2 separate regions of the Homo sapiens genome follow, and region 1 is linked to region 2. Evidence: chromatin loops called from intact Hi-C (ENCODE). Cell type or tissue: ascending aorta. All regions are shown on one strand. Links, peaks and the distances in the headings refer to the core of each region. The heading gives the core; the rest is flanking DNA.

Region 1 (6,355 bases), core at 2,281-4,780, 160 kb before region 2:
GGATTCTTGGGTAATGTTTTGTTGTAGGGAGGCCATGGGGACTCCTCAATACTCCACACAGACTATCATTCATTTATTTAAAGCCCTTCAGTGGCATCTGTGGAAGATACTGCTACACCTCCTAATGCTATCTGTCCCTTTCCTCATTAATTGTAGAACCTTAGCTTTTACTTGGACATTGTTACTTAGCTAAGAAAAAACTAGGTTTCCCAGCATCCTTTGCAGTGGGATGTGGCCATGTGACTAGGCTCTGGCTAATATGAGATAAGTACATGTATTATGGTGGAGTCCTGAAGTGCCCTTAAGATGAAAGCTGTGGGTCTTTCTTCCCCTCTCACGCATCTCTGTCCTGTCACCCAGCACATAAATGTGATGGCTATATCTTAAACTATGAGAATGGAGGCCAGTGATTCATGACCTGGAGTACAGAGCAGGAAGGAACACTGATCCTTGATGATAATGTACAGCCTCCATCCCATCCTAATGTATTTTATATTCTTTAAGCCAATTTTTATTTTATTATTATATTTTGTTGTCTGTAGCTGAACCTAATACATTACCATTGCTTTCATAGAGAAGCTTTTACCGACCATGCAGATAGCCCCTTGTATTTCCCCTTTACAGCACTTATTGAACTGGTAAATGACTAATTACTTACATGATTTTTTTTTTTTTGGTTTAATATATGTAGCAGAGATGGTCAGTGCCCAACCTACCCCCTCTTGGATCTCATCACTGCCATGCACAGCGACCCCATGGCTTCCAAGTACAAACACCTGCAACTCTTTCAGGACAGCTTTGTCTGGCTGCCTATTCCCAAACAGCCCATGTGCATGGCAGGCTAGAAGTGGCAGATGGCTAGTGCCCCACAGAAACAGTCCTCAACTAAGGACTAACAGGAGCTGGTGGATTCTCCATTTTCTTTGCCTCTTGATGGGGATACATCTGAGATGTGCTCTACGCTGTCTCCTAGAGTTCCCCAGCAGGATTTAAGCAGGTTATAGCAGTGATAACCTGCTAAGTAATACACCTCATATTGGCTTCTTTCCTACCCTGTCTCACCTTCACAGACCTCTTCCAGTGCTTCCTGGGATCACTTCTCAAGCCGTATGTATGCAAATCTTCAAATTAACAAACGTTTGCTCCTGGGCAACCCAATATATACCTCCTCAACAGGGCTGATAACTCCATTAGGACTGAGAATATATTTGTCTTATTCACCATGTTATCTCCAGCATTTAGCAACAGCACAAGGTCACCACTCAAAAGGTGATAAGTATCAGTGCACTTTTTTTCCCCTCAGACACAACTAGAGTTTACCATGTAAGACCCGTCCTACAAAGTGTAGACAGGAAGTGTATACTGCCACCATCAGGATGGGCTGCACACTTCTCTAGCACTTCTCTGAAAAATAATGTTGTGCTCATTGGGAATTAACCACAAACTATAAGAAATTATGGCACAAATCCTCTAATATAACTCCCTGGATTTTGTTAGGATATTTCAACAGCCAGAATCTTTTACCTCTCTCCATTATTGACCTCCTAAATTTGTCTCCTTTTTCTTAACCTATTTGATGGCATTCTTGTGAGTAAAAGAGCAACAAATAAAACCATAAGCATTGAAGTGTGGTGGTTAAGAACATACATTTCAAAGTCAAATAGCTCCCATTTCAAATCTCAACTCTGCAATTTGTTTAGGAAGTAATTCTGGGAAAGTTACTCAGTTTATATTAAATTTTCTCCTCTGTAAAGTAGGGATAATAGTCCTATAGCATAGGATTATTTTAAAGATGAAATATGTACAACAAATGATTCTAATTGTATTGAAGAGAATACAATGCAACAAATATTATTAAAGCATATAGTTAAAGACATTGACCCTCTTCCTTAAATAACATTTCTCTGGGAAGTTACTGAACCATTCCAAATAATTTAGAAAACGATTTCTAAAAGTGTACTGTGTCCAGAATTAGTGGGTTCTTGGTCTCACTGACTTCTAGAATGAAGCCGCGGAGCCTTGCGGTCAGTGTTACAGCTCTTAAGGTGACGCGTCTAGAGTTTGTTCCTTCTGATGTTCGGATGTCTTCGGAGTTTCTTTCTTCTGGTGGGTTCGTGGTCTCACTGGCTCAGAAGTGAACCCGTGAACCTTCGCGGTAAGTGTTACCGCTCTTAAGGCAGCGCGTCTGGAGTTGTTCGTCCCTCCCGGTGAGTTCATGGTCTCGCTGGCTTCAAGAGTGAAGCTGCAGACCTTTGCGGTGAGTGTTACAGCTCATAAAGGCAGTGTGGACCCAAAGAGTGAGCAGCGGCAGGATTTCTTGCAAAGAATTAAAGAACAATGCTTCTACAGTGTGGAAGGTGACCCCAGCGGGTTGCCACTGCTGGCTCAGGCAGCCTGCTTTTATTGTCTTATCTGGCCCCACCCACATCCTGCTGATTGGTAGAGCCCAGTGGTCTGTTTGGACAGGGCGCTGATTGGTGCGTTTACAATCCCTGAGCTAGACACAAAGGTTCTCCACGTCCCCACTAGGTTAGCTAGATACAGAGTGTCGACACAAAGGTTCTCCAAGTCCCCACCAGAGTAGCTAGATACAGAGTGTCCATTTGTGCATTCACAAACCCTGAGCTAGACACAGGGTGCTGATTGGTGTGTTTACCAACCTTGAGCTAGATACGGAGTGATGATTGGTGTATTTACAATCCCTGAGCTAGACATAAAGGTTCTCCAAGTCCCCACCAGACTCAGGAGCCCAGCTGGCTTCACCTAGTGGATCCCGCATGGGGGCTGCAGGTGGAGCTGCCTGCCAGTCCCTTGCCGTGCGCCCGCACTCCTCAGCCCTTCGGTGGTCAATGGGACTGGGCGCCGTGGAGCAGGGGGTGGCGCTCGTCGGGGTGGCTCAGGCTGCACAGGAGCCCATGGAGCGGCGAGGGGAGGCTCAGGCATGGCGGGCTGCAGGTCCCAAGCCCTGCCCCGCGGGAAGGCAGCTAAGGCCCCGGGAGGGCAGCGACAGTGGGCCGGCAGTGCTGGGGGACCCAGCACACCCTCCGCAGCCGCTGGCCCTGGTGCTAAGCTCCTCATTGCCGGGGGCCGACAGGGCCGGCCGGCCGCTCCGAGTGAGGGCCCGCCAAGCCCACGCCCACCAGGAACTCCAGCTGGCCCGCAAGCACTGCACGCAGCCCCGGTTGCCGCTCGGGCCTCTCCCTCCTCATCTCCCCGCAAGCTGAGGGAGCCGGCTCCGGCCTCGGCCAGCCCAGGAAGGGGCTCCCACAGTGTAGCAGCGGGCTGAAGGGCTCCTCAAGCGCGGCCAGAGTGGGCGCCAAGGCCAAGGAGGCCCCGAGAGTGAGCGAGGGCTGTGAGGGCTGCCAGTATGCTGTCACCTCTCAGTACTGATGGTTTCCCATATTTTCTTACTCAGAGACTTTACCTCTATTAGGGGTTCCTATATCTGGCCTTCTACATCCCCCCCCACCCCCCACACACACCCCCACGTGCACATACCCTGCCCCAGACCATTTGCAAGGTAACAGAGCTGAGCTGTAATACTCTGTTTTACCATCAGTGGCCACTGTTTGACATTATGTACAATGATGTACATAATGCACATTATTCTACAATAATGTAAGAAATTCCACAACGGAGGCTCTGAGTGAATGTCCAAGGAATCAATTTTACAAATTAAAAATTGATTTATTGTGTTTATTTGGAGATATGCCATGCACTGTGGCTCTTTCCACGTTCCACCAGGGAGTACCAGAGTTGGGAATATTTAACAATAGTGGTATATAGGACTCAGAAGAGGGTATCTCCCCACCCCCCCACAAGCAGCACAGACTGTGGTGGGTTCTCTCTGGGTTGTTGTGATAATCAGCTGCCTACCAATTATAATCTGGGGTTTGTAAACAGCCAGAAGATTCCCTTGGAGGGAGTAATTATATTCCCTTTAACACACTGTAAGACAAACACTTTCTCTTTAACATGCTGTGTGCTGACTACAAAGTGGGTTTACTTTACTAATGCCAAAGGAAAACAAACACTCAGAACCAAGGCAAGGGACCTTGGTGGTACAGAGATAGTAGGCGGTGAAAAAAAAGAGCAGGGAACATTAAAAAATGCCATGGAGTATTGTCAATCAGGGGCAGAACTGGTTTGGCCTGTCCGTATAAACATGCATGATGAGATCTTAAGAGCACAGATTTGGAGTTGGTCTTCTATCTCATTATAACTAGCATGTTCCTTTGAGCACAATAATTCATCATGTTAAGATTCATTTTCATTTTCCTCTTCCATAAAGTGGGAATAGGAATTCTTACTCATGAGATTATTTTCAGAATCAAATTAAGAAATATACCTACAGTGTCTAGAACAGTAGACACCTCCAAAACAATAACATATATTGCAGATATTATTGGTGCCAAAGCTATGTCTCCATGGAATTCATCATTCCATGTATAAAATGATAGCTTCCTGCAAAGAGCATCCACAATTCTCTGCCTGGGGATTCTCTCAGCCCAAGTACATGGGACAGGATGGAAATGTCAAGGAGTTAACAATTCCAGGAACAGTTCTTGACCAATCAAGCATAGACTTTAGTGAATAAATACCTATGTCCTCACTCCTTGGGTGAGACAACTCTGAGACTTGTTCTACACTGTCTCTCAAATGTCCCCTGCGGGTTTGAGCTCCAATTGTCCACTGCGGTAATCTGCTTATTAATACATCTCATATTGGGTAGTATCAATTTTCTGTCTCACTTTCCTACTTCCCAGCCAGAGCTTCCTGGGATTACTTCCAAAATAAACGACGGGTGTTCAAATTCTTGTTTCAGGACAGAATCCAGCCTAAACACTGTATCTCACAATGTAAACAAGACAAACAATTTGGACAATTGGATTCACAATAAAATGTTCAATTCACTAACCAAGCCCTATTCAGGCTTCTTTTAGCCCTCTTCCTTCCATCCCATGGCCATTGCCTCAGTTGGGACCATTCTCATTTATTTTGTTTCTTTTTGGGGATTTTTTTTTTTTTTTGCCTGCACTTAGTCTCTAACTGATCTCGATGCTTCCAGTAACTCTATCATCTAATCCATCACCCACTTACTGTCAAAGTTATTATCCTAAAATGCAGTTCTGGTAATGCTCTCCCCATGTTTTTGTTTTTTAAGCCTTTATGGCACCAATTGCCTCTGTGATTATGTCTTAAATTTTATAACCTGGTATGTGAGAACTTTCAAAAGCTGGTCCCAATAAACCTTTCAGCCTCATCTCCAATGATTGCTAAATACAGCCAATGTTCTGCCTACATAGAACAAACCAGAATCTCAAAAGCCCTTTTACCTGTTACCTTTCTGTGTTATTTGAATGAGCTTGCGACCTTTTCTGCCAGAAGAACCTGCCTTATCCTTCAAGGTCTAGCCCAAATGTTCCCTCCTCCATGAGAACTTCTCCAACTCTCTGGACCAGTTTTTCAACAGGCTGCCTCTGTGCATATTCTACTATGTACCAATCATGTATTAAGCCCTGGGAAAACCACGCTGGATAAAAGTAGAAATAGCTCCTGCTCACATGAAGTTCACAGTTGGATAAAGGAAACAGATATTATCAGGTAAACATATAAAAGTTGGCTACAAAGGGACATAAGTGTCTATAGTCAGGGAGGACACCAATCTGGAGGTTGGAGTGCCTCCCAACAGGAATGGACCCTTGAGGTGAGAACGAAGTAGGAGTTAACACCAGATAAAGGAGATGGAACACATACCCCAGGCCAAGGGGACAGCAGGTGCAGAACCCTGTGGAAGGAGGGAAAATGGCAATCGTCTTTTTTTTTTTTTTTTTTTTTTTTAAGGAATAGAAGACAAGGGCATTTAAAGCAGTGAGGCACAGGAAGAATGAGGGGAGAGAAGAGGCAGCACTTACATCATTCATTGTACCACATTTGTTGACTGTGTCCTTCATGCCTCATGCTCTGAAATTGACCTTTTCCAATATAAGGACCATGTCTCACTGAAATCATGTCCACCCCAGCACTTCACACAATATAGAAAAAAAAATCAATGTACCCAATTTATAGATGAGTGTGTTGAGGCTCAGGAAGGTTGAATGAGTTGCCCAAGATCTCAAGGCTGGCAATGGCATAGCAACTATAATAGAATATAGACCTACTTCCTCACCTGCATCTCTTTCCTTAAACTGCCCCTAGGAAAACCACGTCCTTCCCCATTATTTTATTTCAGAAATTCCAAGTTTTTCTATGAGCTGTTTTTCTCAAAGAGCCTGATAACAAAACAAAACGCCAGTTACTACTCTGTGTATGTGCATGCATGTTGGGGAGCGGGTACACACTGGTCTTCCGGGGA
Region 2 (2,500 bases), core at 1-2,500:
CATGTATCTTCATGACAGAATGATTTATATTCATTTGGATATATACACAGTAATGGGACTGCTGGGTCAAATGGTAGTTCTGTTTTTAGCTCTTTGAGAAATTGCCACACTGCCTTTTTTTGAGAGTCTTGCTCTTGTCACCCAGGCTGGAGTGCAATGGCATGATCTTGGCTCGCTGCAACCTCCAGCTCCCGGGTTTAAGCTATTGTCCTGCCTCAGCCTCATGAGTAGCTGGGATTACAGGCACCATGCCACCAAGCCTGGCTGATTTTTTTGTATTTTTGGTAGAAACAGGGTTTCACCGTGTTGGCCAGGCTGGTCTCAAACTCCTGACCTCAGGTGATCCACCTGCCTCGGCCTCCCAGAGTGCCCAGATTACAGACACAAACCACCACACCCAGCCTGCCACACTGCTTTGCACAATGGTTGAGCTAATTTACACTCCTCCCAACAGTGTATAAGTATTCCTTTTTCTCTGCAACCTTGCCAGCATGTTATTTTTTTACTTTTTAATAATAGCCATTCTGACTGGTTTGAGATGATATCTCATTGTGGTTTTGATTCGCATTTCTCTAATGATTAGTGTATTAGTCCATTTTCACACTGCTGATAAATACATACCTGAGACTGGGTAATTTACAAAGAAAAAAGAAGTTTAATGGACTCACAGTTCCATGTGGCTGGGGAGGTCTCACAATCATGGTGGAAGATGAAAGGCATGTCTTACATGGTGGCAGGCAAGAGATAACTTGTGCAGGGAAACTCCCCTTTATAAAACCATCAGATCTCATGAGACTTATTCACTATCACGTGAACAGCACATGAAAGACCCTCCCCCATGATTTAGTTACCTCCCCCTGGTTCCCTCCCACGATATGGAAATTGTGGGAACTGCAATTCAAGATGAGATTTGGGTGGGGACACAGCCACACCATATCAATCAGTGATGTTGAGCTTTTTTTTTCATATGCGCATACAATTGTGAAGAGAGGAGAATTCTTTGAATATATACACAGTAATGGGACTGCTGGGTCAAATGGTAGTTCTGTTTTTAGCTCTTTGAGAAATTGCCACACTGCCTTTGGAGAAACAGAAATCTTGCATCCATAGTTGCCTCATTTCTCTTTTTCAATTACTGACTCTCCCAACATAGAAGGATCGAGTTGAGGGAGGCCACAGGGTCACTTACATGTGCAGATAGAGCAGTGGTTTGAATTCAGTAACCACCCTGTTTTTTGTTGTTGTTGTTGTTTTTTGTTTTTTGTCTTTGTTTTTTTGAGACAGAGTCTCACTCTGTCACCCAGGCTAGAGTGCAGTGGCACAATCTGAGCTCACTGCAAACTCCGCCTCCCGGGTTCAAGCGATTATCTCACCTCAGCCTCCCAAGTAGCTGGGATTACAGGCACCCACCATCACACCCGGCTAATTTTTGTACTTTTAGTAGAGACAGAGTTTCATCATGTTGTTCAGGCTGGTTTCAAACTCCTGATCTCAGGTGATCTGCCCGCCTCGGCCTCCCAAAGTGCTGGGATTACAGGTGTGAGCCACTGTGCCCAGCCCACCCTGTATTCTTTTTTGTTTGTTTTTTTGAGATGGAGTCTGCCTCTGTCGCCCAGGCTGGAGTGCAGTGGCTCTATCTCTGCTCAGTGCAACCTCCACCTCCCGGGTTCAAGCGATTCTCCTGCCTCAGCCTCCTGAGTAGCTGGGATTACAGGCACTCACCACCACACCCAGCTAATTTTTGTATTTTTAGTAGAGATGGGGTTTCACCATGTTGGTCAGGCTGGTCTCAAGCTCCTGACCTCAGGTGATCCACCCGCCTCAGCCTCCCAAAGTGCTGCGATTACAGATTACAGGCGTGAACCACCGCACTTGGCCTATTTTCTTTTTCTTTCTTTTTTTTTTTTTTTTTGAGACAGAGTCTCGCTCTGTCTCCCAGGCTGGACTGTAGTTTCCCGGGCTGGAGTGCAGCGGCACCATCACGGCTCACTGCAAGCTCCACCTCCCGGGTTCACGCCATTCTCCTGCCTAAGCCTCCCTAGTAGCTGGGACTACAGGTGCCCGCCACCACACCCGGCTAATTTATTTTTGTATTTTTAGTAGAGATGGGGTTTCACCATGTTAGCCAGGATGGTCTCGATTTCCTGACCTCATGATCCGCCTGTCTCGGCCTCCCAAAGTGCTGGGATTACAGGTGTGAGTCACTGCGCCCGACCCACCCTGTATTCCTAAAGTAGCCCTAGCATTCACTAGCTGTGTGGTCTCAGACAAGTCACTTAGCCTCTAAGGAATGAAATTTCTAGGAGCACAAGAGCATAGGGCTCTCACATAGCATGTGGCAGTTATTAGGATGCAATTAGCATCACCATTTCTTTCCTCCACACCCACAGGTGTAGAACCAGGGCACGTGAGCATTGTTTAAAGGAGAGCTTCAAAGATGATGTATCTTTAGAGCTTGATGCCACCTGCCTTTGCCTACCTGTTGCTTGGCTACAGACCT

Evidence for each region. A loop is a pair of places that touch in the nucleus more often than their neighbours do. Peaks named below come from ENCODE experiments on the same cell type or tissue, not always from the same donor. Only the 100,000 strongest peaks of a DNase experiment are listed, where the experiment ranks them.
Region 1: a loop joins it to region 2, with 2.5 times the contacts of the local background. A loop is called at or near these places in 3 of 110 quality-filtered maps.

The regions. Positions count from the first base shown.
Region 1 is chr16:77,781,560-77,787,914 of GRCh38, forward strand. The region is part of intron 1 of LOC107984878 (a long non-coding RNA gene); the gene reads right to left. Among named protein-coding and RNA genes, the nearest start is that of VAT1L, 3.8 kb to the right of the region's middle. In ascending aorta, for the core only: a CTCF peak has its summit at 3,578; no DNase peak of the experiment used is centred there.
Region 2 is chr16:77,941,486-77,943,985 of GRCh38, forward strand. The region is part of intron 7 of VAT1L (vesicle amine transport 1 like); the gene reads left to right. The region is part of intron 1 of LOC105371351 (a long non-coding RNA gene); the gene reads right to left. Among named protein-coding and RNA genes, the nearest start is that of CLEC3A, 80 kb to the right of the region's middle. In ascending aorta, for the core only: no CTCF peak of the experiment used is centred there; no DNase peak of the experiment used is centred there.